Regions from separate parts of the Mus musculus genome. Here all the other regions are linked to region 1. The links are chromatin loops, found by intact Hi-C in ENCODE. Cell type or tissue: left cerebral cortex. All regions are shown on one strand. Links, peaks and the distances in the headings refer to the core of each region. The heading gives the core; the rest is flanking DNA.

Evidence for each region. Peaks named below come from ENCODE experiments on the same cell type or tissue, not always from the same donor. Only the 100,000 strongest peaks of a DNase experiment are listed, where the experiment ranks them.
Region 2: it touches region 1 in a loop (2.1-fold over the local background); 2 of 42 quality-filtered maps call a loop at or near these places.
Region 3: it touches region 1 in a loop (7-fold over the local background); 13 of 42 quality-filtered maps call a loop at or near these places.

What each region holds. Positions count from the first base shown.
Region 1 is chr8:73,344,446-73,354,845 of GRCm38, forward strand. It overlaps Large1 (LARGE xylosyl- and glucuronyltransferase 1), which reads right to left and starts at 9,095. Exons shown (of 15, transcript NM_010687.2): 1 at 8,021-9,095. In left cerebral cortex, for the core only: a CTCF peak has its summit at 6,131 (motif pointing left); DNase peaks (open chromatin) are centred at 6,065, 6,429, 6,979, 7,573 and 3 more places; H3K4me3 peaks cover 4,085 bases; H3K27ac peaks cover 2,480 bases.
Region 2 is chr8:73,285,952-73,296,351 of GRCm38, forward strand. The region is part of intron 1 of Large1 (LARGE xylosyl- and glucuronyltransferase 1); the gene reads right to left. Among named protein-coding and RNA genes, the nearest start is that of Large1, 62 kb to the right of the region's middle. In left cerebral cortex, for the core only: no CTCF peak of the experiment used is centred there; DNase peaks (open chromatin) are centred at 4,138, 4,960 and 6,496; H3K27ac peaks cover 553 bases.
Region 3 is chr8:73,002,838-73,013,237 of GRCm38, forward strand. All of the region lies in intron 6 of Large1 (LARGE xylosyl- and glucuronyltransferase 1), which reads right to left. Among named protein-coding and RNA genes, the nearest start is that of Mir28b, 8.5 kb to the right of the region's middle. In left cerebral cortex, for the core only: a CTCF peak has its summit at 4,871; a DNase peak (open chromatin) is centred at 4,882; H3K27ac peaks cover 279 bases.

The DNA.
Region 1 (10,400 bases), core at 1,290-9,289:
GTCATCAGCACTAGAGATGTCAACATCCTCGGTCATTCTAAGGCTTGTACTGAAAATGCTTCTCAAGACATTTTCAGCACATCTTGGTATCTGCATGTGAGGCATCTTAAGAGCACACCCATTTTCATTCCAAACAAGTTAAAATCTCTATATATTCCGAGGAAAGAACATGGGGCCCATTCCAGGTTATCAATGTCAAACACACAAAGACAAGCCTTCAGAGAACTTATTATGGTGATCCGAAATTTCCAACACAGGTGGGAAATGAAAGTTCCACGAAGTGACCTCAAGTTGCCCAACTTCATCCAGTCACACCTGGGTCTGCTGCAACTAACTCCCCTCCATGATCACTCCACCAAACTGTGAACATAGGGCCACACTTTCATTTACTAAATCATCTGAGGCACACACTTTGACTACTTCCTGGAGTGCAGAGCTACTAAGAACCAGTCACCACAGTAGAGGTAGAAAAAAATCCACCCCTTATCCTTCCACCTGCATTTCCAAAGAACAATAAATGCCTCTCCCAGATGAGAATCTGTATCTGTCAGCAAAACTGGTACATACTTTTGGCTTATTAAGGATCCACACAACTATTCTGGAAACTAAAGGAAGGAGGCAATGATGCCTTCTAGTCAGCCACACATGTTAACCTTATTCATATACATCAATGCATCTGAAGCAATAGCAATCTAACTACAGACTAACACTCAAGACCAGATGCCTTTATGAATTAAACAAACAAACAAAAAAACACAAAGAAAGAAACTCGCACAAGACCATGTGCTATGCAAATCCTCCTAAACTCTAGAGCTACCATGGAGAGCTGGAAAGATTAGCCAAGCCCTTTCTTTCCATTTGGCCTTGGTAATTCAGAAAAGGCACTGTTAAGGGCAAAAGCTCTGCCAGTAGTCAGGACTCCATTTCCATCCATGTCTGCTGCCTGTCCAAAGCAAAGCCCATAATGTGGCAAGAGAGGCTCAAATTATGGGTGAGACTGCACTTTCCATTCTACCGGGGCCTGTGATTACCTGCAATTCCAAAATTACCTCTGCAGAGTAAACGCCTCCATTGCACTCCATTCCTAGAACAAACTCTCTTCTGAGAACTTGATAAGAGATAAAGGTACTTGGGGATGGGGGTGGGGGGACACACAACCGCAAAACAACTGATAGTACTGTGGCAGTGAAAGAACTGTCAGCACGTGAGTGCGTGTGTGCACACTCGCGTACACCCCCCACACACACACACACATTTAAGTAAAAAAAAAAAAAAAAAAAAAAAAAAAGCCAAAGTTAAGATAACAAGAAAATCAGAATCCTGGGAACAGTGAGTTTACCAAGTGATTTGTTCCATATACTTAGTTGGTGAACTCAAACATTTAAATAAGCCATGCTTTTCTTTCTGTACAAATCCCATACTGGGCTTCATGGCAGGTAAGTCTAGTTGGCTATCAAATGAGACATTCTATTTTATGGCTCAAAGTCCCCAACATTACCTAACAACAAATGAGTCTCCTAAAACTGTCCATCAGGATTGTATTCATAAAATAATTTCAAATACCATAAAGGAGCAGCCATTAAACAGAGACCCACAATAAATCACTTTTGTAAAATAAAAATCTTTTCATAGCTCAAACAATTACTTATCTTAAATTACTTGGTTTTAACAGAAGATTTTATATGCCAAACTTTCCTCAAATATAGTACTCCCCCATTTCGCTTCAATATTAAAATAATAACAGACTCTCAGAATCACATTGCACTTGAGATTTCTTCTTTCCAATAAGCATTACACTCTGTCCCCAGGGAATCCAGAAGCAACAAGTCAGGGTATATTCTTCCTGACTTGACTTTCATACTTTCATCTTTATCCAGCCTCTCCACTATAAGGTCAAATGGGAAGGCTTTCTTCTGAGAAGATCCCAGAAGGGCCAACTCTTGTATTTATCTACTACATTGTTTTTGCTTTGTTTTCTTTCTATCACAATGCAGGTCTTTCTCAAGTAGTTAGTAGCTAAGTACTAGTGTAACATTCCAGGATTAACCAGTTGGCACCATATACAAGAAGCAAGAGATTGCTCATATGTTCATGGCCTCATGTATGAGAGGTTTTATGACGTTTGTAACCAAGAGCAAAGGCTGACATTCTTTTTAAGCAAGTCTGTTTTTGACTCTAAGTCTTCTCCCATTTCAGAGCAGAAAGGTAAAAACCCTACCTGGCAGTCTAAACCTTACCACAAACTAGCTCAGGTTAGTCCTTTCCCTCTCGGGAGACACTAACTTAAAAGGTACAAGATAAGCAATACTTTACTGACAGATGGTTCCTGGAATCCAAGGAACACAGGAAACCTGAGTTGACAATCTGACCCCACTCAATGCAGGCATGGAGGGTGCAAAGGAAATGAGAAAATACAAGCACACATATAGGTACTCATGTGTAGGCGCGCGCACACACACACCTTTTACCACCTCTATTTTGGCTCCTGCTCTTAAAAAAATTAAATATACGTGAGGTAAGCTACATGTTGTCCACCTAAGGTCTATCACCTTCCCTCCAGAGGACACCTGTGGGGACAAGGAGCACCCAGACAGGAGCTTAGCACAACTGTCATCTGAAAGGCTTCATCCAGCTGTTGATGGAAACAGATGCAGAAACCCACAGCAAAACATTAGGAATGCTCAGGGATTCTTGTGGAAGAATCACATATGCAGCAGTTGTACAGCTTGGTCTTCATGTAGGTCCCCTAACAACTGGACTGTGGACTGAGTCTCAGACTCAAGATGCTTGCCTGCCTTTTGATCCCTTTCCCCTAGCTGGGCAGGTTTCTCAGGCCTCAGAAGTTGGGGGTCAGGGGGGTGGGGGAGCTAAGGGGTTGGGGGGGCAAATTTGATCAAAATGTAAAGTGAATGAAGAAAGAAAGAAAGAAAGAAAGAAAGAAAGAAAGAAAGAAAGAAAGAAAGAAAGAAAGAAAGAGGGAGGGAGGGAGGGAGGGAGGGAGGGAGGGAGGGAGGGAGGGGAGGGGAGGGGAGGGGAGGGGAGGGGAGGGGAGGGGAGGGGAGGGGAGGGGAGGGAAGGGGAGGGGAGGGGAGGGAAGGGAAATTTAATATACTTGGTCCTGGAAAGAGAGAGAGAGATACAGAGACAGAGAGACGAAGAGAGAGAGAAGGTAGGTAGGTAGGTAGTTAGGTAGGTTGGTAGGTAAGTAGGTAGGCAGGCAGGCAGGCAAATAAAATTAAATGTACTTACTTGGTTATGGAGATCACAATTCCAACTTTGACTTTCCACTCTCTCTAATAACCTGCAGACAGGAGTGCACAACTCCACTGTTGAGTTTCTTCCTGACCACATGCAATCAGCCCTCAGATTAAGAGGGTTTAACTAACAGCAGAAAGAAGCATTAGAATTTGTGTCTAGGGCTGAAGAGATGGCATGGCAGTTAAAAGCACTTGCTGCTCTTGCAGAGGACCTGAACTCAGTTTCTAGAACCCACTGGCAGTTTCCAACTGTCTATAACTCCAATTCCAGGGAATCCAGTGTCCTCTTCTGACATCTGGGATACAGACATGCATATAGTACACTTTTCTTTCAGACAAAACACTCATACACATAAAGTAAAACTAAATCTTTAAATAAAATATAAAATAAAAATCATATCTATGCTAAACATGTAGACTTTTTCATTTGGTCATTTAGTCTATAAACATCACACTGTAATAAGTATTTATGTACCATCTACATTGGAGTAGGTATTATAAATAATCTAGAGGTTTTTTAAGTTTCTATACAAGCATTATTCCATCTTATAAAAGTAGCTTGAACATATGTGGAATTTGGTATTAAGGGGTAAGGACCTAAGAACCAATCCCTGACAGATATGAAGACCCAGGAAAACACTAGAGTTTAGTACTACAACACACAGAAGTAGTCAGACACATGCAGGAATACTCCCATTTACAGATAAAACTATTCCAACAGCAAAGAAAGTTAAGAAGAAAATAGAAATGACTATAATACAGAAGCCATGTTCTGGTGGGAAGCACAGTCATAACTCTATCTGGAGCTAATACAAAATAAAATGTATTCTAACAGAAGGCAGCTTTGCCCTTGCCATACTGTATTACGTGTTAAGTAACTGGGCCCTTTTTTTCCCACTACTGTGTAATTACACATGAAACCGCAGATGTCATTCATGTACACAGAGGCCTGACTTAGGCTTGAAAAGAAATCCTTTCTTCATCTGCATTGCTAGCAGTTTTTGAAAGGACAGGAAAAATGCTCTATGGAGAAAAACATGGACACCAAAACATCTGTCTATGTTTAATAGTAATATGAGATAATCAACTACCTCTGTTGGAACTTGCCCAACAACCATTCTTGCCCCATTTTGATTTCATAGAGCATGAGACTGAGGCACAATTGCTAGTAAGGGGCCCAGTCAAGGCACTAACTTTCTGACTCCAAGCTTTCCTTTTCTAGAAATTCTCCTTTTCCAGTTGCCATTCCACTGACTATTCATACACAATGTATACTGGGGTTTCCACACTGCTGTCTTCCTTACTCCCACTAATGTAGAAACTTCAAAGTCATCCTTTGAACATACCTGCACAGTTGTACACAACTTGCAGGAGTGAATGGCTGCCTGCTACAGCTGATCACCAATGAGACAAATGAAGAACCCTTATGACTTCGGCACAGAGCAAAGCATTTGCCATTAAAAAAAATCAAAAACAAAAACAAAAAACAGAATCAATCAAATCACTACTTGCTACACTAAAAGCAAGAACAGTTAACTCTACTGAAATCTACCTACTGATTTCCAGATATCAACATCACAGTGCCCAGCACATAAAGCAAAGCCACATCCCCAAATTGTCATTGTTCCTGCCTCACTGACCTTACAGAATCCAATACTCTGCCTCAACTTCTTCTGCCACCCCTACCAAAGGGATTTCCCCAAATTTATAAGCCTCCCTTCATGCCTTAGGACCACAGCCCTAAATATTTTCTTCCTTCAGTCTCTTACCCCTTGGTCCTACTGCACCTATGAAGATCAATCCTTAAAGCCCTAAGAGAAGGATGAGACTCTGTGTTGATCATTTTTCCTAGACCACAGTAGCCATTCTCCTTAAACTACCTACATATGCACTATACTTATGAGTAAAAGGTCACAGATGCAATCTAACAGACTCTGGGGTTCCAGGTACTGAAACAACTTGCAGAATTTTGCAGGTTCTGAACAAAGTCTAAGTCTACATGCTAAATCAAGCTTTTAAGACTCCAGCAGGACCAATATCTTGGTGAAAATTGTCCTTTGAGTGCCAGTATGCTGGAATGGCCAGTCTCTTAGACTCTTCCTTCATCCCCTGTAAGTCTTTCATAAGAGCTAGTTGCTATGGGTAGACCTGGGCCAAGGGACTTTGATCTTTGGGGAAATACAATTATCTTCTAATTCTGCTGTAGGAATCCCAGACACTAATGATTTAACGCTGTTAAAAATGGAGAGCACATCTAAGTCCAACCACACTGTCAAATACTATGTTACTATCTGTGTAAGGAATGTACTTTTAAGGGTATGACAGCAAGAAAATTTAAGTTTAATGGAATTAATTTCAGAAATGTCCTGAAGAAGTGTTATTTTTGAAGACTGAGTTATATTGTCCAAAAGCACATCCCCACATCGTCCCCCAAAAAGGAGGGGCTGGGGATGTATCTTAGTAGTCGTCAGAGCACTCACTCAGCAATCATGAGGCTTGGTCCTCAGAAGTACAAAGGGGATGGAGGACAGTTACCAGCACCATTAGGGAATTTAAAGTTAGCATGAACTAATGTTAAAAAGGCAGTTTACAGGAGCCAATGTTCCCAAAATGTATAGCCCTTATATACTTAAACCACTGTATTTGAATCTTACCAGATATTCCCTTAACACTTTGCAGTTAACACCCACACAGTCCACATGACATTGTAGAATAAACCAGGCCAACCATCCACTCAACAGTGCAAGCACAAACTGAGTACCAAAAACTTACGATCATGAGCTTTCACAACAAGCCATAGTCATTTCTAGCATCTGTTCCTGGTCTTTGTGCTTTGGTGACAGAATAGAAAACAATTCCCCCTAGTGTCCTGTAGGCGGCTGAAGGATGGAGAGAGACACTGGGAAAAGCAGACTCTTGCCTTCCAGCACTGACTTTAAAGAACAGCTCAGGAACACAGATCCTAGAAAAACCTTGGTGACCTAGACAAGAAGTATTCTCATAACTTATGAGAGGATAAAAACCTTTGATTTTATTTCTAAAGCTCATCCAGTTTCAACTTAAAAGTCAAAAGAATCTATATCCTTTCACATCAAAATATATTAGTCCACAATTCAGACCATTTCTTGAAGCACTGGGAGCCCACACTTGCAGGCAGCCTGTGCTCACCCACACTGGTGGGAATGTCTTCTTTAGAAGCCTCCCTGTTCTCCTACGGGAGTTCGCCTCCTTTCTTTGGCAAATCCACTAACATCTAAATCCTCATAGCTTCTGCCCTTCTGTGCAGATCCTTCCTTCAGTTCACTTTCCGTTCTGAAATTAACAGACCCCAGCTCCATAAATGTGCGTTCTCCTCAAGCAATTTTCAATAAGGAAAAGCACTCTTTGAAAATACCCAAGAGATGTGTGAAACCTTCATGGAAGTTTTCTCTTAGTCTGCTTTTTTTTTTTTTTTTTTTTTTCCTGCTCCAGTAAGGTCCCAACACACAGATGAGTAATTGATTCATATCAACCATTTGTGAGAGACGAGAAAAGAAATCACCACTGTTCTTTTCCTAATTTATATCATTCCCAATCTGGAGTCTATCAAAGTGAATCCTGAGGTGGGAAGGCAGGAGAGGCAAAAAGAAACATCAGCCTCAGATGCCTGCCTCCACTCATAAGAAAGCACTTTGGGTGCCCGCCTGTGTCAGAAAGGGTGGCGTGCCACTCCCTCCAACCTCCCTCTGTCGCCCTAAAGGAAGAAAGAGTATGAGTTCTCTTTTGAGACACTTACATAAGACTCAGTAAACTTCCTGTGACATTCACAGAAAATGTAAGCTGCTCTTTTGCTCCCTCGGGATATCATTTTAATGGACTGAGTGACAAAATTCACAGATTCAGAATTCAGCAGAAACCTACTCAACTGAGGTACATCAGCACTGGAACAGGGAAAACAAAAAAACAAAAAACAAAACCCAAACCAGTGCATCCCTATTAAAAAGGGTCACCCAGGAGATGGACTGGGTCAGCAAAAGACAATCTGTTCCCTCTCAAGTGACCCATTTAAAGTCCAGAAGTGCACAGGTTTAATAAATCTCACACTGGTAAAGACAGCTTATAGAAAGAACTATCCTTACAGAGCGGGGGCATTTCAAGGCGATGAACAGTATAACTTCATGATAAACATACTTATCATTCCAACCTCCAGAAGCAATGACATTTACAGGAAGCTCTGAGTAGACACTGATGACTACAAGAAGTTTAGTGTAACAGGACAGACCAGGTATGTTGGTTGGGACTCCCCCTCACGGGTATCCATGCCATCCAACCACTTTATCCTAAAGAGCTTTTGGAAAATGTGGATGCATACACCCAACCCGGCCTCTTTTCAACCTATTGGAAAGTTCTCTGGGCATCCCATCATAAAAGGCAGGTGAACGTCGAAGAAAAGCAGGAAGGGTCCCAGGGTGGCGGGAAAACAATACCTCCAGGTGTTACTAAGAACCTGCCCCCTACACACACACACCAACTCGCTCTTGCCTATCAATATCTTGTACACCTAAGAGCATGTCAGGCCCTGAGACAGATCCTGGGGACACTAGAGATTGGGGTCTTCCACCTCCTGCTTTTCCGGGACTCAAAGCCAAGTCAGAAACGGTGTGCCCATCCTTTTTACTAGCATCCTAAGCACACCGGGTACCAGCCACAGGTTTGGATAAGTTGTCCAGCATTGCTCACTAAAGCGTTCCCACGATGGTTCTCTCGCACATCAGGGCTCTTACCTTGGCCTTGACTACATCCAGGCAGAGGTACACTCCGAAAGAGCTGAACCGCGTGGTGCCACTGACGCCTACTAAGTGCAGTGGGTCCTGGTGGAGATCCCAGCTGGAGCTGTTCTAACCCGACCGACCGACGGTGCCAAGCACAGACTTCGGGACAGCCTTGGGCTCCAAATATCAATAGGAAAGGTCCGCCTTGCCGGGACTGAGCACTCTCCCTTCTTTCTCCTCCTCCGAGGCGGCTGCCGAGAGCTGCTCTACGCCAGAAGGACTCTTCCAAGCCCTGGGCGCCTCGCATGGGCAAGGGCCTGGGGGCCGCCCTGGGTTGGATCCGGGAAACCAGCGCCAGGAAGAAACGGGGAGCCGCAGCTCTGCCGGCTTCACCTTCCGCGCCCCTGACCGCTTAACCCCTTCAGGGCAGGGCCTGCCCGCAACCGGCCCGGCCAGGCAAGTACACCGGCAGCCCCAGCCACGGAGAAGAGGCGAGGCAGGAGGCAGGAGGCTGGAGGCAGCTCAGCCGGACCGAGAGACCAGCGTGGCGAACGAGCACTGGGACCGACCGTAGCTGCTTGCGGTGACCCTCCCCCCCACCCCCCGGGCCTGCGCCGCCCGCCCGCGGCTCCGCGAGAAGCGGGCGCTGAAGAGGGCCTCGCCCGGGCCTGGGGCGCGGGACCGGGGGCGCGGGGCCGGGATAGATGCTCCTTGGAAGGTCACGGCCGCCGGGGCGCCGCGAGCGGGACGCAGCCCGATGGGTGCGGGGAGCCCGGGCGGGCAGCCCCCGCCGCCACCTTGGAGACGCGCCGGCTTCCCGGAGCGCTCAGGTTTGGAGCCGCTCGTCCGCTGCAGACGCTGTGGGCAGCCTGGAGCCGCGAACGGACAGGCGCGCGATCCCCGCTTCCCGCGCGGGGCCGGGAGAGAATCGCTGTGCGGGGACCGGCGTGGGAGCGCGCTGGCGGGCGCTGGTGTTGGAGCTCCAGGCTAGTCCAGCCGCCGCCGCGTGCTTAGAGCGTCGGGCTCGTTCGGCAGCTGCAGTGACTGTGTGTCTGTGTCATGTCTGTGCAGCTGGGGGGCGAGGGGGAAGGACCGCGATCCTGGGCTGGGTTCCGAGCGGGGGCGGGACCGGAGCCCGCCTCGGGGCCACGCCTCCTCCCCGTGATCGCATGGACAGCCAATGGGTAGCGCCAGGAATGTGCGTCTCTAGTGCCCGCCCTGCCTAGGCTACGCCTACGACCAAGCGCCTCCCTCCGCTCCTTGGTTCATTGGAACGCAGGCGGATGAAACACCCGGAGCCCGGAGCCCGGGCCGGGTCTCGGGAAAAGGGTGCTAGCTGGAGCTCCCCGCCCTTCTTTCCCGGACTCCGGCTACCCCAGATTTGGATGAAAGAGAGTGAAGAGAGGCGGGTTGAGTTCGCAATTGTTGCTTCCGGTTTGCGAGCAGGGTGGGTCACCGTGCCACTCCTTTTACAAAATAACGGTTTGGGGGGAAGTAGGAAGTTTACCCTGCTTTTCCTTCGGTTGGGAACGCGGCTCTCCCCTAGGTTGACCGGTCATGGGGCAGCCAGAGCTGTGAAGAGGCCCGATTTGAGCGGTTTGACATCATCTTGCTTGGATTCTGGATCCAAGAATCCTGTGCAAGACTCTGGTCCCCCTCACCAGAGGAAACTACATTTTTGTGTCCATATATACACGCATAGATGCACCTCCTTTCTAATTTTACTCTTGCTCAGAGCCCCGCTTTCAACGTCCACTAAAGGGACATCTAAGCCTCCGGATGTTGATGAGGAAGGTGAGGATGCGGAGAGTCCGCCCGGACTGCGGAAGGAGCGGAAAGATTTGGTTATAGTAAAGGGGATGGGATGTCCCTTGGGAGAATACCCTCCCTTGAGGCTGAAGCAGAGCCTGGGTGAGAAAGAGGACCAGAGCGGACGGTCTACTCCCACTGGAAGACGGAGCTCCGAAACTGCGATCCAGCTTCCGGGTTTTTTCCTCAACTAGGTCCCTTGGCTTCTGGGGGCCCCTTCCCCCAGAGTCCCCACCTCCCCCAATCCGTAGGAGCCACTGAATCTCTGTCTTCCCCTGCGCTTATCTCCTCCGGCAGCCCACCCACTGTCTTTTAATGGCTGGGGAGGATGGAGAGAGGTGGGATGCCTTAGAAAGGGCTTCCTATCTCGGGACTCTGAGCTGACTATCTTACCCGAGGTGGAGCATCACTCTAATCTCGCATTCGAAGATCCAGCTCCTCTCTGATCCCATCCCTCATCCCCAGCTCTGGCCTTGATACCTACACCCTTGGACCGTCCTTTGACCTGCTCGACACTCTCGGCTTCCCTGCGTTCTCTAGAAGCCAGGACCCCTTTTACCACCAGCAGGGGCTCTCCCTCAGT
Region 2 (10,400 bases), core at 874-8,873, 59 kb before region 1:
TGCCTCATTCATAACAGGAACAAAAGTTCTTGCTAACTGAATGAACTCAACTGTCTTGAGGTTTCTAGCTTTTGAATAGCTCATTCTCTGTATATTACTTGCCAATACCCTACCATATTAGTGAAGTAACAGTAGACTTCAGACTCTTGTACTAATACACTGCAAGGGACACCTTCCAGGGTCTGAAATGGACATTCTATCAGTTGTCTTCCTCTTTGTCTTAGTTAGGTTTTTATCACTGTAAAGAGACACCATAACCACAGCAACTTTTATAAGAAAAAACATTTAATTGGGGGCTGGCGTATAGTTTCAGAGGTTCAGTCCATTATCACCACGGCAGGAAGCACAGCAGTGTGCAGGCTGATGACATGATGCTAGAGCTAAGAGTTCTACATCTTCATCCACAGTTGGCAGAATGAGACTGTGCCACATTGATGTTGCTTGAGCATATAAGAAAGACCTCAAAGCTCACCTCCAAGTGACACACTTCCTCAAACAAAACCAGACCTACTAGTAGTGCCACTTCACACTAGCCAAGCATTCAACCACATGATTCTATACAAGCCATTACTAATCAAACCCCCACACTCCCTTAAACCAAAAGGTACAAATTCTCAGCCAGGCCCCATCAACACTGTTTGAACATGGGAAATCCTGTGATGGCCATGTCAAAAACCACAGGGTTTTCTGTAACACTGAGAAGAAGGAGTGGAAAGGAGAGGGGAGGGGAGAGAAAGGGGGGAAAAGAGAAGAGAGGAGAATAGATTTCAGGGGGTGAGGAAAAGGTGGGGAGAAGGGGGAGAGAGATAGAAGAAAGAATAAATTTCAACAAGATTGTGAATTTGTAATAACAAACACTCATATACCTGTCCATAACACCCTTAAGAAGGGCTAACTTATAGGAATAGACCAGCAGAAGATAACATGTGAAAAATGAAAACCAACTGTGAACAAAGGCGGCGACATGAAAAGCCTTTGTAAATCGGAAAAACTTCCTGAGCAAGTGAGGGTTACTAAGAACACCTGAGCCCAAGAGAGAGGTCAACCCCACCCCAGGAAACTGGACACAGGTGAGAACGCCCACCTCTAGCATCCACAGGTGGCAGCACAGTGTCGATAAGGACAACTGAAGGAAGGGGACAGTCACCTGAAAGAGCAGCATAGTGGCCCTGGCCAGCACTGAACAAATGTTGTTCGTTTTCCGTGTAGCCTTAGGGCAGGAAGGTTCCACACATCCATGCAGGAGTCAGCAAACATTATGGAAAAGGTCAGGTTGTAAATCCTTGAAGCTCTGCCTGCTGTACAGTCTCAACTGTAGCTATGCAAGCTGAATGAAGTGGTAGGCACATGGGTACAGAAGATGCAATATGTGTTGTTATGGGCCTGCAAGGCTTTATTGGTAGACAGTGAAATTTAAATCATTTGTCATTTCCTCATGATAGAAAATAGTATTCTTTCAGTGTTGAAAATAGTATTCTTTCAGTGTTGAAACTGTTCACAATGTAAAAGCTCAGGAAGGCAAAGTGGCTCACAGTTTGCAGACTCCTGCTCTTGATCACTACCCAGTATTCTCTCTTATCGCCCAACTTGAATGTAAGGTTCTCTTACATTCTATGCTAAGACCATATCTGCCAGACTCTCCTCTACTCTATTTTCATTCATTTGTAGAACAGTAGGATAGACAATTTATTATCATTATCATTATTATTATTGTGTTTACTTGAGCTAGGGATATGACTTAGTTGGTACAATGCTTGCCAAACATACTAAAAGCACTGGGTTTGATGCTTAGCACTGTATAAAAGTCCCAGCACTAGACAGATTGAGACAAGAGGCTCAGGAGTCTAACCTCAGCTATGAAATAAGTTTGAAGTGAGCCTGAGCTACATGAGACCCTGTTTCAAATATAAATCAATCAATCAGTCAATCAATCAATCAATAGTTTGCTTTAATGAAACACCTTTGGCAGCTAAATTGAGAAACATTCTAGAACAGCACATCCCACTAAGGGGTGGACTCTAGCTGCCAGCAGTTCTTCTGAGTAGTATCTAGTGCCCCTGTCTCTCCTTGGAAGGCTTCTAGATGTCACTGATAGTATTATAGAATTAATACCATCCATCTTGCCATGACAGTTCCCCATGGCTTTTATTTGCATCAAGGAAGGGAGGAAAATGAAAGGAATAAACTACTCTCCGAACAGAAATATCCATGTCATGCTGGGGAGGAAGCACGGACATCCAGTCCTCCAGCAGCAGCTTCAGAAATAGCCCAGACAACAGGCCTACCATGAAGACAAACAAAGCATCTCATGGGAGAGGAAAAGGGTGCTGGCCTGGGCACCTGAGGGATGGTCCTCCCTTGTACTGCACATGCTGAGTAGAAAGAAGGACTGGAGCTGAGAGAATGCCCTCATCTTAGCATATCAACAGAGAATAAGCTACTCATACCAAGATTCCCACAGATCACAAAAGCATCAATCACATCTACTAAGAACAAGATTACTCACGCAAAGAATGAGACGATGAATGCTGGAAGGGATCCATTGATTATTTAATAAAAGTCTTAATTCCCCTGGAGCCAGAATGACTTGCCTTAAACTAACCCATTCACACGAGTGAGAAGAAAAATGATTACTGCCTGCCAGCCAGGTATGAGGCCCTGGCACATACATCACTGTAGAGAACCGTGACCCTTACTGACCCATGGCAATCACCTGCTGCAGTGAGTGAGCAGGGGAGACCTGGATTCATACAAAGTCCAAGCACTCTCTGTTGCATAGGATTTAGGAGTCTGTTTATTCTGTTCACTGATGGATTATAAAATCATTATGGGACAATCCATGGCCCAGAGAAACAGCTTCCATGACGAAGAGGGTTGAAACAATGCTAACTAACATAGGAAAAGCATGCATCCACACAGACCGGCCTTAACATTCTATCCAGCTTTAAAGTAATTTGACAAGAATATCACCAAATTGGCATCTAAATTCACCAAGTGAACATCCAAAACCTTAAAGTCTAGGCAAATTAAGAGAAGTCCCACAATAAAGCATTTTGATTGCGACAGCAAAATTGGTCCTAAAAATTAATAGTCTGTTGTGGCTTTACAAACTATAAGACTATTTCATAGCAGTATACATATAAAACTGGTTTTGAAGGCTAGCTCTTAAAATGCTGAGAATAATACAATTTAATCTCTCACTCCAGCTTTGATCTATGAATGAAAACTGTTAGGACTCTCTGACAAGAAAAGTAAAAATATGGTCTAAGAGATTCCCTTTTCTTTTCTCAATGGTATCCAGTAATATACTGTTTCTAATATGCTTTTGGATATTTGCCATCCAGCATTCCTACAGCAGCCCTAGGTGAGAAGTGAGCAGCATATATAAATTCCATCCCTACCCAAGCCTCCCCCTGGCAGATACCCTAAATTAGTTTTGAGAAGTTTCTTAGAGGGCAGATTTTTCCATCAAAGAGAGAAAACTCAACCTAAATTACCCTTTAAAACAAACAGACAAAAATCTAATGGCTTATGATCTGTAAATCCCTGTCAGACAAGGTCTGATATGCCCAGCACTCTTGTTCTTGATCACTTTATTCTCTGTTATGATTTGGATGTCACATGTTTAAATACTTGGTCCCTCCCCAGATGGTGGTACTGTTTGGGGAGGCTGTGGAACCTTTGAGAAGTGGAAACAAGGGAGTCAGTTTGCTGGGGTGGACCTTAAAGGTTATATAGTACAGCCTGGATTCTGGCTGGAGTCCTCTGCTTCCCAGTACAGAGTTAGGAGCAAACCTAGCCAGGTGATTTTACCAACCTGGACAGGACTTGTTCCAGCCCACATGCCTTTCCCATTGCTGACCTGAGAACCAAAAGAAAACCTTCCTCCTTTATAAACATAGCTCACTATCTTATGACTCTGACCAGGTCTTGTGTAATCCTTATGCCAAACACGAGACAGAACAATCATCATTGTCCTTCTCAGAGCCCTGTACCATCTTCTCTTAAGTCCCTGGGAGGAAGTGACCACAGCCCATCCAGAGCAAAAGTGAATGCTAAGCTAGAACATCAAGAGATGCCACAGATATAAGGAGACAGAGAGAATCAGGACTCAAACAGAAATCACAGATTCCAAAATAGTGACGAATCATTTCAAAATGTAGGAGTGAATCACAAGTCTTTCAAACTGAATCTCTTGGCCACAAATAAAGTCTGAAATATTTAACAACTGCCTACAGGGCTTCAAAGAGAGTCAGGTTCCTCTTACAAAACAAAGTTTGTAAAATCAAACAAGGTTACCATTATCTAAATAAAAATCCCTTTTATACTGCTAAATGGCTTCTCACCATGTGCAAAGTCAGAATCTTGTACTTGACGTAGAAAGGAAAAGCTTTTTGCCCTATTTTTGTCCCTACAATAATGTAAAGTACCAAATCCCATTTCTTAAGAAGCTCCAGCGTGTGCATTGCGCTGGCTATTTGAAACTCTAAAATGACACCTATTATTCAGTTAGGGATTATGATCTTGAGCAGTAAGGTGTTTTTAATAAAAAAATAAAATTAAAAATAGATTTACCACAGCCTTTTTAATGAAACTAGCAGCTCTCTCAAGCTTACAGGGAAAATGATATATTTGGGGGATTGCTTTATATATTGACCTGAAAAGTACTGTTTTAAAAATTTCACTAACATTCACCTTTGGAGCAAGTGCACATTGTTCACATGTGTGAATACACACACACACACACACTCCAATCCCCCACTGCAGGGATAGTCAGGCAGTACACAGGATCCCACCAGAACAAATCCCCTGGAACTTTGCATTCTTGACAGCCAGGGAACAGCAAGTGAAGCCTAGCAGATGTGTGACAAGTACGGAAATGAGTCAGCCTAGTACTGTCCAATAGAACTTCTGGGGACAATACACAAAATTCCACACAGGGGCCCTCCACTTCAGTAGTCATTCACTGCATGTGGCCACAGAGACCAAGGAAGCAGATTTTTAATGTAATTTAATTTAATTCATTAAAGGAGTCACAGGTGGCTAGTGACTACGGAATTGGAAGATAGTTTGGATGCTACTCTTAAGAGTTCTCCCCAGCATGGTGGATGCCTTCCTTCCTATTTTGTATCCCAGCATAGACTGTTACCTTCAGATCTCCAAACAGGCCTGTGCTTTCTACTCTGGGTTCTTGCTGACCCCTTAAAGCATACTCCTGGTCATGCACTCTAAACGTAGGCAGTCATCTCTTCTGGGAAGCCTCTCCTAGTTTTTCTCTATAAATACAACACTCAAGAGGCCAACTTTCTTCTCCTTCCCCATTGGTTTATCGGCCACAGCAAGTTCCTTCCACCATACAAGGCAGCATCGTATTGGTGGAGAGAATATTTTCTGCAGACAGCTGTCCAGCATAACTCCTGTCTTTGGCCTATGCTCATTGCCATCTCCCTGACCTCTTGAAGCTATGTCCTCTTTTCAAACCCCAATGCTCCATCTGTAAAACGTGATTACTAATGAAAGCTTTCCCTTCTGATTGTTGTAAAGAGTACAGGAATGATGAGACACAGGCAAATCATTAGCACAGTGCTTGGCAAGCAGCAAAGACTCAATAAAATTGACCAGTCATTCTTATTTATCATTGTTAAGAGCTATTAGAGTGTGTACCTGTAAGTATGGACTAGGTCTTTGCCATCCCTGGAACCCACTCCTAACATACAGCAAGTACTCGTTAAAGATATAAGTTGTTAACAATGCCTCCAGTGGGTGGACGCCAGGCCTGAGCTCAGCTCTAAGGAGTCTCCTAATGCTGAGCAACCAGACTCTGAAGGTAGTACTCTAAAGCTCTAAGTACATTTCAGAAGAAGTAAGCAGGGGAAGTGGGGTGAGATCACAAGTCCAACACTTATGCAGGGCTAACTCAAGCTGCACAGAAAGTGGTTTCCTCCACCCTGACTGCCTCTCCCACCACTACCCAACCCTCTAACCAGGCCAAATCTGTAGCAAAAAAAAATACTAGCAGTGGAAGCAAACCTCACCATGCAGATTAGGGTACAAAGTAAATTTAAGGTCTAACACTAGCCTATAAGAAAAAGAGAGTACCCTCCCTTATTCTTCTAGGTTACCCCACCCCTTCCTTTCCTAGATGGCTACCTGGCTCTAGGGGAAAACCTTCCAACTTACCAGAACATCCTTATAGCCCTGGATTCCCACTGTGCTCTGGAGGTGCTTGTTCCTGGCCCTGAAAGATGGGCTCTCCTGAGGCTCTTCTAGGCTGCTTGGTTTTATTGAAGGCAAATATGGATGAACAGCAGGTGAAACAAGCATTAAAAGTGATTAAATGTTCAATATACAGCCTTCCAGCCCATGTGGACTCCCAAGGAGACTGTTCATTTCCCAAATTTGCAATTTTTGGCTGTCTTCTGCTGGAAGTGATCTGGCACAGCTGCAGGGCCACGAGCTAAAAACTAGCAAAGTGGGGGCTCGCAGCACACAGCAAGCACTTACTTCTCAAAGGACTTTCCTCCTGGCATGCTTCGGGCAGAGAAGGAGTTCAGCAGTTCTGGCTAGAGGGGAAAGGCAGCCTGGAGTGCAGAATGCATAGAGCCTATGCAGGAAGCTAAAAGCCTACAGATTGGGGTAACAGATCAGAAATAGCTGCCAGGAGGCTGGGACAGGCAGTTGCCTCCTAGGTGAATCTGGTTCTCTTTCCTCTCTGGTCTTCCATTTTCTCCTTTATATAGTCAGAGGGTAGTTTCTACCTTTTCTGCCTCTTTCTTTCTTTCTTTCTTTCTTCTTTCCTTTCTTTCTTCCTCTTCTTAAAGTAGGAACTTCTTTCTGTTTAAACAAAATCCTAGGGGGAAGTTCTAATGCAGAAAACACAGAGGTAAACAGGACTGGAACACAACTGTAAAATTCTGGATCCTATTGATTGAGTCTTTACCCTGGCCCCCAACCCCAGAATCTAGGAAGTGCAGGGCACAATATTAGGAAGTCACATTGTCAGATAACATCAGTCACATCAAGCTCAACTATTTCAGGCTATTACCTGTGACAGACCTCACCTTGCCTGTTTATCAGGCAGAGCCAAGAAAAAGGTTTGTCCTAGTTTCCCAAGCCTCTCTTCAGGGAGATTCTGACTCTGCCACACAATGGCAAAGCCTCAGCTGCTCCAAATGACCGCTTCATCCTGCAAGCCTGTCCCACATGAAAGATGCCTACGTATCATTCAACAAGTCCTGCGCCACCTCCAGGAGCAACCTTACTCCACGCCTACTGACCATATCTTCTGTGTGATGACCCTGAGGAAATACTTCCCAGAAGATTGCACCTCAATAATATGGGCCCCTTATTAATCATAGCTGTTTTCCAACCCCAAACAAACAGCTTCCATTGTCCCAGCAAAACACAAAAGGGTTCACATCCACAGATTCTTAGTTCAAAATACCAGGAAAACAACCTTGATAAGAGTCCGTGGCTTCCCTTTGAAACTTTATAGGCCAGGCATCATCGTGTTTATTTCTTTCAGCATTATCCTCAAATCTCCCACAAAGGCTCGTTATGGTCTGAGCACTCAATGACTTTTCCAGACTGAGTTCCAACTACTGTCACAATCTTTGCAAAACAAAAAACAAAAACAAAACAAAACAAAACAAAAAAAACAAAAAAGCATAGCTCTTTCGCAATAACCTGTTGCTATGACAAACACCATAATCAAAACCAACTTGGAGAGGAAAAGATTTATTCAGCTTATATAGTCCATCATCAATGGAAGTCCGGGCAGGAGCTCCAGGCAGGAACCAAAGCAGAGATCATGGAGGAACACGGCTTTACAGGCTTCCTCTCCTGCTTCTGCTCAGCTGTTTCCTCTATGACCCATAGTGGTAGTGCAAACCTCACAGTGGATTAGGTCCTCCCACAAACATTAGTCAAGAAAATCCCCTCAAAGACAAACCCACAGGCCAACTGGAAGGAGGAAATTTCTCAACTGTGGTTGTGTCTTCCTGTCTTTCCTGATTTGCCAAGTTGACAGCCAAGATTAGCTCCCATAGGCTACATTATTGCATTAGAAAGTTTTATTACAAAAATGTCAACCAGAGACTGAAGAAAATAACAAAATAACTCAGTAGTTAAGAGAACTTGCTGCCCTTCTAGAAGATACAGGTTCCATTCCCAGCACCCAATATGAGTTTCACCACCTTCTGTATCCAATGATTTTTCCACATTCCACAGGTATCAAACATGCATATACAGACATATATGCAGGCAAATCACACATAATGTAGTTTTGTTGCTGCTGCTGCTGCTGCTGCTGTTGTTTTTTTAAGTCAAGAGAGAAGAAAAGGAAGAAAGCAAGGACAAAGGAAGAAGTGGAAAAGGGAAATGGTCAAAGGTATTCAGAAGAGAGTTGCTATGTATCCTAGGTTAGACATCAAAAATGACCGGACCATAACCATTTTGGGCATAACCTTTGCTCTACTCAGTCTTTTTACACTTTTCTCTCAAGAATTATTTTGGAACAAAACCCCAGCCCACTATAATCTGGGTCATAAGTATTTATTTAACATACACTGCTGCCCTCTCTGGTTCCTGTCATCTGGAAGCTGAATCTAGAATCTTGATCAAATTTACATCCCTTCAAGACACACATCTGGCTGCAACGGCTTAGTCTTTCTTTATCAATATGATCATTTTTAACATTCTTACTCACCTTCCAAAATATCTCACATCTATACAGTTATATATTATTACTCTTAGCAGCCCTCAACATAACTATGAACACTCAGAAATTTATTTAACAATTCAAGATTACTATTTCTAAGATCAGAACTCCATAAGAAGCAGATTTCACAGGCTAACGTTGGTGAAAAAATAGATTCATGCTGGGCCTTTAGGCTCTTTTGTTCCTTTAAACAAAATATAGAGCTGAGGAGACGGTTCAGAGGGTGAGAGCTCTTCAAAAAGTATGAGCAGCATGGCCATGATTACCTGTAAACTCAGAATAGGGTAGGGGCAGGTGTTTTACTCAGCTCTAAGTTGGAAAAATTAGCAAACATGTGCCCAGAACAGTGGAGAAGAAAAATACAGAGCTGCTAATTAAAAAGTAAACCAGGGATCTCCTGACATACACTAGAATTCCAGATAGATGTACATGTTGTAGAATCTAGTCTTTTAGAAAGTCCCAACCACTTTTCTTGGTTATACACCAAGATTGCATGCCAGGAGAGCAAACAATCCTTACTGTTCACTGTTTTACATTTCATCATTGAGAGGAGGGAATTTCCTGTGATATATGTGATGTTGGGGTGTCTTCTTCTAGCACTCCCCTGAGACACTGTCTCTTACTAAACCTAATGTTTACTCTTTATACTAGGATGGTTGGCAGGAGCTGCTGGGCTAGAGTTACAGGTACTCCAGCCATGCCCAGCTTTTTTTACGTGGGTTCTTGGGATTTTAATTCAGGTCCTCAGGCTGGTACAGCAAGAACTTGTACCTACTAAACTATCTCCACAGTCCCACATTTTGCTTTAAAAAAAAGAAGAAAAAAAAAGGCCAAAGACCCAGTATGATATGATTCAATTTTTTTCATCTTATCTCATTCTTTCATCAGCTTAAGTATAAGCACAGTCCTTACCAGCAGTCACAACCAACCATGTCTGAATGTGGCCAGAAGACAGAGAACCACCCTGCCACCACACCCCAATCCCTACTCCCTCACAAGCAACTGTGTGCCTGTTCTGCTTCATGATCAGGAGCTTGCTGAAAAGCAAAGATGTCCACTGGCCAATTAGCAGTCCCATGAGAAAAGCCAGAAACATGAGTAACCAACATGAAATCAAGCCATCTGTGGCTCACTTTTGATGAAATGATGTGCTAAAGTGGTCCTCTACTCTGCAAGCTCACAATATTAGCACATGGGTGCTTATTAGGTGCAGATATTCAGAAATCTCTACTCTACATTTTAGATACCCAATTTTTTTCTTTATCATTTTTTCTAATCCTTTGCCATATTTATAGTGTGTTTATACTTTACAGAAGACTGAAAATGGGGAATGATGACTGGATTTTAAATCAGGGAGCCATGGAGACAGTCAGGCAAAACTTTCAAGGTTAAAAGTTTGAGGACAGTAACTACATTGTTGTCTTCACTCATCACACCCTCTAGCCAACACTGATTACTCAAAAGTTATTCTAACATTAATGAAAATCAAGAAGAGGCCTATCATAATCTGTTTCAACACAGAGCCAGGCCCTGCCTAACTTGGCTCTGAATAAACCAACAAAGGAAAGGGGTCTATTCCAAGAGCCCCAGGGATACAAAGATGACCAACTTCCAGTGTACAAATGGCACCCAAATTGCTGTGTGTTCCTACTTTCTACCTACATGACTGAGGGCTCCTTAT
Region 3 (10,400 bases), core at 1,700-9,699, 340 kb before region 1:
AAAATACCTTGGTGTGACTCTAAGAACAAATAATCCCTTCCCCTGAAATCACACTCAGATAATTTATGCTAAGATACTAATTTTGAAAAATCTCCAATATAGCAAAGGCATTTGAAATTGACTTTTTCCTTTCCCTTTGAGGCCCATGGGTCTCACTCACTGTGCTGAATTTTAGGCTGGCATCAAAATCACCATGCAGCTCAGTGTGTCCTTGAATTTGCCAGGTAGCCCAGCCTGGCCTCCACTCACGGCGAACCTTTTGTTTTACTTAGCGTCTTCAGCACTGGAGTTCCAGATTTCAAGTACAAAGTTTTGATAATATTTTCAAATGGAGGAAGAAAAAAAAATTAGAGACATTTTCAGTGTATAAAAACAAGAGAAGATCTGCAAAGGATGATGACTTAGCAGTAGACTGAAGCTTACCAGCCAGTAGCTATTACAACAATCAGTAATGCTAAATGAAATGAAAAATTAGGAACCAGTGCTACACAGAGGAGGAAAATAAATGTTTTTAAAAATATACAGAAGGAAGAGCAGAAATAAGCACTGATCCCTATGATGTGGATGTGGGACAAATGCATTCTGTCCCTTGTCTCCAGTTTCTAATAAATACTCTATGCATACAGCCTTTATAATATAGAGAAAAAAACATCCAATGCTATTTTTTTATGATGTCTTCTATATGCTATGCCTGGTATGCTGTGTCATCTTCACTAATGATTTTTTAAAAGGAAGAACCTAATGCCAGGGGATCCCTCATTTGTTTTGGAAACACAGGAAGCAGCACGGCTTTTGGGATGTTTTCCAGTGTGACCACTGAACAAAGCCATATGAGAGCTAGAGGAATTTCACAGAGGCCTGCTTACAGGGGGAACATATTGTGCTGGCTAGGAAAAAAAAATTATACAAATGCAGCCAGATAGTGAGATTAATGAAAGAAGAAACCACTTTGCATGGTGGTCAATCTTGAATAATTTAAAGGTAATCAAGACTAATTTCAGGGTAATAAGAAAAGCTAGGCCTGGTAGTGGCATTGCATGCCTTTAATCCTAGCATTTGGGAGGCAGAGGCAGAGGCAGGTGGATTTCCTACAGAGTGAGTTCCAGAACAGCCAGGGCTATACAGAGAAACCCTGAAAGAAAAGCAGATTTCAATGAGGGACTGCCTAGATCAGGTTGGCCTGTAGGGGGCAGTGCCTTGACTGCTTAAATCGATAAGGGAAGGCACAGGCTGCAAGTGAGCAGCACCATTCCCTGGTTTGGGACCCTCAACTATATAACAGTAGAAAAAGGCAGCTGAGCACTAAGAATGCATGCATGCATTTGTCTCTCTGCTCTCAAGTGTGGATGTGATATGACCAGCTGTTTTCAGTTCCGGCTACTGTGACTTCCTTGCTGTCATCAGTCTGTAACCCAGAATTGTCAGCTATAAGAAACCATTTCTTTCCTTACTTTCAGCGTATTTTATCTCCACGGAACTGGAAGTAGAACAAACAGAAATAAAACAAACATACCTGTAAGAAGAAACTAGGTATAGTCTCCCTGTAATAATGAGTAGCAGAAGCTTGGAGCTTGAAGGGCAGGAAATAAGTTTTCTTACCTGGCAACATTCCCAACGTATGCGATGGCAATGACAAATGAAAATCTAGAGACCGAGAAGCTAATAATGACCTTGTTTCAATTTATGTGGTGTATGTGTTTAAATTGTAATATACATACATATTTAAACATACACATACATACATGTATGTGTGTGTATATACACAATATGTGTGTCATTGTGAGTGCATGCATACACATACACACTTACTTAAATATGCATAGCCTTATTTTAGTGGGTCAGACTACACAGAGCAAAGGCATAACTAGCCTAGGTGTGATGCTCATTCAATCAGAAAAAGAAATATGGAGAGCTGTCACCAGCAGTTCTTTTATACAGGGGGACACTCAAGAGCCAGGAAAAGTGGTTTGCCCAGCTTCACTAAGAGTGACAATGTGGATACCAACTGTGGTGAATGCTTTAGGTGTGGTGTGTACTCATAGGAAACCATACTCCTATGAGGTGGTCCCTGGGTAGAGTTTGGACTCAAATCTCACTGGAGACACTATTGAATAGAGTTGAGCCCGGATAGTACCCCAAAGTGTGACTTCAGACCACAAGCTCCTCACTCTGATTCTAACTGGGTGGTCTGGGTGTTAGAATTTTAGGCTTTGGGTCCAAATGCTCATTGTTCTTTACCACTGTAAATGCGAAGGTCACCACGGACAGATGACAAGTCCTGTCATACCATTGCATACCACGCCCCTCCTCTCAGACCTCCTAACAAAGGCCAGCTCCAGAAAGTAGGGAGTTGGGTCATCTGTAGTTAGCTGCAGTAAACCGTGAGGTCTAGAAGAGTACTCGGCATATGACAGGAACTCCATACATGTTTACTGAATAAATGAATTAATTTTGTGACAGAAGAGACAATAGAAAGCTGTGCAGCTACAAGGTATTTTCAGCATAGTAGAGGGCAGCTCTGGGCTCATTTCGGCTACTGTCAATGAGAAAAGGTAACAGATGAGAAACTGGCACCCTTGTGGTCTGCAAAAGCCACAGCAGAGAGGAAGAGGTCTCGAGTGTAATCTCCAGGCCACGGTGTGGCCTTTCTCCCAATTCCAGGAGTGAGAATTCCATAGAGGAATGTGCTATGCAAGCAGAGGGCTTGGTGTCTTGACTTAAGACATTCACTGAGCATTAGCCCTGAAAGGGCTCTAAGAAATAGAGAACTTGATTGTCTTTTGATGGTGGGGGGGGGCAATGTTGGAATGTATATATATATTTGATAGTCAACCTATACCTAAGATACATACAAAAGTCTTACAATTCAATAATAAAGATAAATACTTTTCTTTGCAACAGGGTCTTTTATAATTGAGGATAGTTTCCAAATTGCTATGTGGCCGAGGCTAGTCTTAACTCTCAATTCTTCTACCACTACCTCTCAAGTGCTGGGATTGCAGGAATGAGCTACCATCTCTGGCTAAACAACTTGTTTTTATGAGGCAGAATATTCTAATAGACATTCTATGACGTAAGGTAGCTGGGTAAGAAGTAACTACATGAAGAGATTCATGCAACCATCAGTCATCTGGACATTTACATGCAAACCACAAATACTATATATATATATATATATATATATATATATCACACCGTCCAGACCAGTTTAAAAAAGATCCATTTCAAGTAATGCAAAGGAACTTTCACATAACATTGGAGGTAATTGAAACGGTAAAACTGATCTGAAAAAGTTATGTCATTTCTTAAAATCTCTAAGCATATACAAAATTTGGTGTGAGTGTGTGAACATTTGTGCTTTCCAGGCCACCTGATCTGTCTTTCTAAGTAATAAGCCCCTTAGCACATGCACCCCCCAAGTGCTACTCACCCACAAATACTGTGCACCCACTAGTACTGCTCACCCACAAATACTGTGCATCTACAAGTCTTGAGCATCAACTGTATACTGTACTCTGTAAGCCCCAAAGAGCTGACATGTTCCAAGGGTGAGTACAGAGGCAAATGATAAGCCAATGTAAAGACTGTAAACTGCTGGTCCTTTGCTAAGGTGACATCTGAATGGAAACTTCAAGGAATGAGGAATGGCATGGCTGTCTGGAGACATAATCTTCAAGAGGATGAGCAAGCAAGCAGGAAGTTGAGAGGCATGCAAGTGCTGGTATGACAACACTTTGCAGGGGCTGACGAGGTATGTGGATAAGGAGAAGACCACAGCCCAGTGTCCCAACCAGCGTCAGGGTCAGGGCTGTGAGACCTATGGGACCTGAGCTGAGAATGCATCAAAGCTTCTTTTGGATTTTTTGCTGTTGCTCACTTGAAGTACATGAAAAAAAATTTAAGTCTTTTTTTAAGATTTATTACTTGTTCTAGATCCCCACAAGCATGGCTACGGAGCAAAATCAGAACTATCAGAGGCTGTAAGTCCAGCTTCACTGTTGGTTCTGCTTCCATGCCTAATAACTTGTGTTTCTCTAAGGATCTTTATTCCCAATTCAGTGGGGCTCCAGATGTGATCTGGAGAAATACAACTGGAAGACAATAAAAGAACAGGACAATGTTCAGCTTTAAGCTAAGGCACAGGAACAATGGCTGGCACTTATGTGATGACAGGATGATGATGCTTCCTCCTGAGCTGTGTCTCAAACAGCATAATAATTCATCAAGCTCAACGTGCTCAAGTACCTCCATTTTACATAAGAGTCAGTCGATCCCCTAACAAGATCAGTCACCAGCCAAAGGCTATAGAGCCAGCAATGAGCAGACTGTGAGTAAAAACTACGGCTCTGGCATCCAGACCCTACTCCACTGGTGGTCATCATTTTAGCATTTAACACAGTCTTTCTGCTTCAAGAACCCCCACTCCCTGCCCCAAGGCCACCAATTTAAGGGCCACTGGTCAGTATAGGAGTCCTAGCCAGGAGGGAACTGGGGCTGGCAGTGTGGGGCTGAAAATCCATGAAGTGACCCCAGGACAGTGAGTTATGATTCTAATTTCTTTTGATAAATGGCAGAAAAACAAACACCTCACATTTGTAACACATGTAGATACAGGATGGGAATTCCACTGAGACAGGTAACTTGAGCAGCCTGATACCATGTCATAGGCATGCTGACTTCCTGCAGATTAATAAAATAAAGATCTAGGTCAAATATGCATGTCCCTGAGTTGACCCTATGTAGGAAGTTCATGGTCACGCTGGTGAAGAGATGCCCAGAGGGAAGAGTGATGGCCTGGTTTCTATTGCAGAGAGAGTGGAAATTTTACTTGGAGATACTCATGCTTTACTCTCTTGTACCAGAAGGCGGCAATGTCCCCCTTAAAACTCAAGCTACAGGCAGAGCCAGTTATCTGATATAACCCAACAGATCATAAGCTCCTGTCCCACACATGCCTGGGTTACACCCAGACTCCAGGTTGCAGGGACCCTAAGAGTTTACTTCTAATATTAAAAGCAGCAAAGAAGTTGTTTCTCTCCTAGCTTTGTTCTAACTTGCTGCTATTTTTATGATTACTACTGATCCTTTAACCAAACAAAAGTTATTCCACATTTTAAAAGTTGAAGATTGAGAACTAAACAAAACAAAAGCAACTCAGCTTTTTATGTGCACGTGTATATGCACATGTATTTGGGTTCATGTGTGTGTGTGTGTGTGTTTGTGTGCACATACGTAAGCAGTTTAGGGATCAAACTGGATGTTTATGTAGGTGTATCAGATCTAAACTCAGCACATCATGTTTATGTAAGCATGCACCTTACTCAGTGAGCCACTTTCTTAGCTTAAACATAATCTGAAATCTCCTCCACTTTCAAAGTATTGGGTCAACAACAAAAAAATCTCATTTCTTGAACAAAAGAAGCTTCTAGCCAATATTCAGGCCTTAGAAAGACTTATCTGTCATGCTTTCCTACTACACTCACTCTGGCATCCCATCCGTCTCTTTCCCTATGACAGTCTTCTAGTCCTGGAGCCTTGCAGCCACCAGGTCAATCTTCTCATTCCAACACTGAGAAGAAGTGGCGCACACCACATATCCCTGAGGACTGTGAAAGCTGCTTAGGTCTTCCTGCTTTGTTGGTATCAATAAAAGCTTACAAGAAAAGGTTGAAAAGAGATAACTAAGGCAACCAGAAAGCAAAGGCTTAGTTCAGGCCCTGGAGGGGCAAAAGGACCTGTTTTCCATCACACTTCCTATTGGTGGAGACTTTGCTGAAGAACAAATCAGGCAAGAGGGACCCTGGGAAGTTCTTTCTAAAATGCCACTGGAGTTTCAATCACAGAGACTTTTGACACTTATTAACTTGCTGCACAGATCTTCTGGCTTAGCACAGTTAAAATGTTAATGTCTTGTTTGGACTCCTTCCATTATGCCATATGTGAGAGAATTCCAGTCTCAGTAGAGAATATGACAATTAGGGAAAGCAGCACAAAGTCCATTGACTTTCTGATAATGTTTCTGGGTGGATCCATCCTGTGGGGGCTTCCATGCCACTGGGAGATGGTCTCAAGAAGAATGGCAGCTGAGGTTTGGAGTTCAACTGGAAATGAGAAGGACAATGCTGCCCTATAGTGCTAAACAAAGAAAAAGCAAGGGATAATTTTTCTGTGACTAGAATATGTTATAATCTATAAAAAAGCCTCCTGCCTCAGTTTGTGTCTAAACAACAGCATCTGTTTCTAGGATACCCCTACACCCTCTATCCTGGGTGTGTTCCATAGCAATAATGACCCCTGGGTATTTCTGAACTGGTACAGAGGAACATTCTCTGTATTCCTTACCTGTGTAGAAGCCCCATTAGAGGAAGAGCCAGTGTATTGGTATCTAATATATTTGTATTCCTTGTGCATGAACAGCAACTGCAAGTGAGGCAGATATTTAGAAAACAGTTTGGCCATTCTTCAAACTGAAATGGAGTCATCATATGACTTAGCAATCCAACTCCTAGAGAATTGAAATGAATGCCTACACAATAGTTATGGACATAAATACTCATGTGACATTATTCACAATTGTCAGACAGTACAATATGCCCAAAAGCCTATCGGTTGGTAAAAGCATTAAAAGTGGTGGCATCAGCACAGAGTAGATAGAATATCATTTGGCCATGAAAAGAATGAAGAACAAACTGTTACTACACGAATGAATTCTGAAAATATTAGACTAGATACAAGCAGTCACTAAAGAACACATATCAGAGAGATCTCTTTATCTGAAATACTGGAACTTGAAAATCATACAGACATGTGCATGTGTGCCTTTGTGTGTATGTATGAGTAATGAGACAGCTCACAAATATGAAGTCTGTCTTTTGGGGTCATTCCTATGTTTTTAACTTTGGTGATGTTACTTGCTCAAGTAAGTATTTGAGCACATTAAAATCCACTGAATTATAAACTTTGAAAAAATGAATTTTATGGCTTGTGACTTACATTCCAATCAAGCTGTTGTAAAGATAAATAAGAACTGTGGTTTGCTAATAAAACACTTAAAGGCTCAGTAAAATGTACAACTCTTGAAATATTAACTATTAGAGTCAACGCAAACTTAACTAATTAATAACTTTACCACTTTGGAGAATGAGGTAGGATGATTTCCTCTGTACCATTTGTCAGAAAAGGCCCTTAATCCACTGTTAAGCATTTCCAGTAGTCACACCAGGATCTACTGCTTAACCATCGGTTTTTGGGATATTCTAAAAAATTAGATATAAGAAGATTAAATGAAATACTTTCTAGGATCCAGAGCCAACATCAGTACCCAGACATTATATGGATAATGTATTCCAGGAAGAGTTCTGGCAGACATACTGTATGCAGGGCATGTCCCTTTTTCCTCATGCATTTATCCTGCAATATATGAGAATTCAAAGAAGAGGAAGAACAACACAAACTCTTCAAGAGGGCATTAAGCCAGAGGAATAGAGTGGCTTCTTTCTATAGTCCCATTGAGTAGAAGGCTGAAACAGGAGAGTTACAAGTTTGGCCACCTTGGGCAATAAAGTGAGGCAGTATCTCAAAAATGAAATAACAAAATATAACAAAATAAGGGGGTCCGTTTTAGCAATGGTGACAGGTCGCAGAAGGCTGGGCCATGCCAGGCTTTTAGGCAGGAGAATGAACTCCAGAGAACAGGCAGAACTCACTACAGACATAGGATTTTTTTAGTAAATCTGATGAATAAATCCAGAATGCTATGTGGTTCATCTATTTGTCTCTGACAAAAGATAAAAGTTCCAAGGCTGTACAAGATCCAGAGCACAATTTTGCCTGATTTGAGGGAACGCTGTACAAGGTGGACATTGGGGAGATACCTGGGGGACAACAGAGCAGGAGTCAATATACTACAAAAACCATCTCAATCATTAAGAATGACATGGATTTATTCTGTTTTCCTTTACTCTTGGGAGTGAGGACTTTCCATTTTTAAGATTTCCTTCTGTTCTCTTTGTATATAAATTAATCAATTATGCAATGATTCCATCAATCTACCATTCAGTTAAATGTTGGCTAACACACCAAGTACAATGATGGAAATGCAGTCATGGTTGCAGAGAGACTACCATGAAGTTTTCAGCTGATTGTCTCAAATCTCAAGGAATAGCCAAGGTGGCAACTGCATCACTACTGAAGTAGCTTAAAGATCTGCATTCAGGGATTAAAACAAAAAAACCAAAACCAAAAACAACTCAAAGTTACAACCGTACTTTCCTAATACTGACCAACGCTGATGCTCCAGATGCAGATGGATAGAAATACACATGGCTACATGCTGGTGCCCTGTGGCACCCCATAAAGATAAGTCAATGGGGCTTCCAGTGCTGTGATGCCCTACAATAGCAGTTGGAAGGTGAGACTAGACTACCCTGGGAAAGTTAGTTCCTACATGTCACTTTCTTCATCTAGTCAGTGTCATGAGTGACAGATCACAGATCTCCCATAAACCTGAGTGCCAACTTGAACCATTCTTATCAGCTGTCTGAAATCAGTATGACTGGCAGGTCCAAAAACAGGTATGACAACTCTTCAACAGAGACTAGGATTTCATTACTCCTCTGGGACTTCTCTTGATGGAAAGTATAATTATCTGGCCAAAGTGCTGAATATTTTAAAAGGAGGTAAAAACACTAAAAAAAAGAAAAAGTCACTGTGTGAGCACATGAAAGACATGAGTTCAGATCCTGGCAGCCACTTAAGAAAGTGAGTATAGTCATGTATGTAGCTCCAGTGCTGGGCAGGTGGATCTAGGTAGATTCCTGAAGATCCAGTCAGTCATTCTAGCCAAGTAATGAGCTCTGGGTTTAGTGAGAGAATCTGTCTTATGAGAGAAAGTGAGGACAGCAGTGGAAAATAGCTGACATCAACTTCAGACATATGTGCATGTGTACACACATAGGACTTTCAGTCTTTCAGCAGTGGCAGTCAACAGATGCTCATATTATTTGCAAAGACAAGAGCTGTTTGGTCTCTATAGATACCTATACGAATTTGGATAATTCTAAGTTATTCTAATAGCTGCTGGAAAATTTTACTAGCATAGTTAGCTGGCGGGTGGCTCTGTCCATGCCTGCAACAATGACGGGACTCTTTATGACAGTGAGTTCTATTTGTAATACCTTCCTCTTTTCAATTAGATTGTCACATAGTAGGTTGCCTCCTATCATCACCTCCGTGGAAGCTGGTGGTTGGCTGCCTCAGGGAGTGTGTGGGTCCCTCCCTCAGAGATGGAGGCTCACAGAGTCTTTAAAGTCAACAGCTCTCTTGAACCTCGGAGCTCAATGTGTGTGTGTGTATCACATAACATGTATGTGAAAGTCAGAGGTCAACTTGCAAGAATTAATTCCCTCCTTCTACCAAGTGGGTCCTAAAGATCAAACTCAGGTCAATAGGCTGAGTGGCAAGGAGCCTTTATCCCCAGAACCATCTCACTAACCTGATGCTCTGGTTTTAGGTGTAACTGTGTTTATTGATCACAACCCTAAGTTAATTTGTATATAGATGGCAAACTACCTTGCTCTGACTTTTGACCATTTTTGAAACTCAAATTTCTCCTTTAGTTTCTTAAAGTTGTGTTTGGGGAGATGGCTCAGTCAACAAAGTGCTTTTAAGGCAGGAAGATCTGAGGTCAATGCTTAGAATTCACATTTAGAAAGCTGTGTATAGTAGGCACACCTGTATTCTCAGCACTGGGGAGGGAGCCCTCAGGAAAATCCCTGGGGCTTGCTGGCCAGCCAGCCTCACCTATTTGGTAAAGTTACAGGCAACTGTGAAAGGTCAATAGAGAATAACTCTTCAGGTCTCCACATGTGCGCACATATAACTGTGCATGTACAAGTGTATATACACATAACTCCAAAGAAAAAGAAGTCCTAAAATTGTTCCTCATTTTTCAGGTGTCCACTTTTTTATTGCTGAGCATATGTTTTATGAATGATTTTGTTTGTTTGTTTGTTTCAGCTCCCAGATTATTAACATCAGGTTTGTTTGATATTCTAGGCTGTTCTCTCCCCTACCTGTACCACTATCCCATACTACATGATGATGAAGTAAGTCCTGGATTTTCATTGGCCCATAATTCAGCCATGAAGCAGGGTCCTTCTGGAAGAGCCATTTGCAGGTATGCAGATTCTATGAGTACCCACTGTCACTGGCAGAGCTTAGACAACAAAGGGATAACATCAGCATAATAAGAACTCAGGAGCCCAAAAAGAACACCCCACAAGACTTTAGCTCATTCCTCTGTAGGAGGTGCTAGGTTTGGAGAAAGCCTGGTACACTATGGCCTCACAATGTCCAGCAAGGAATTGGAGCTCGCATGCAGCTGACGGCAGCAGGCAACA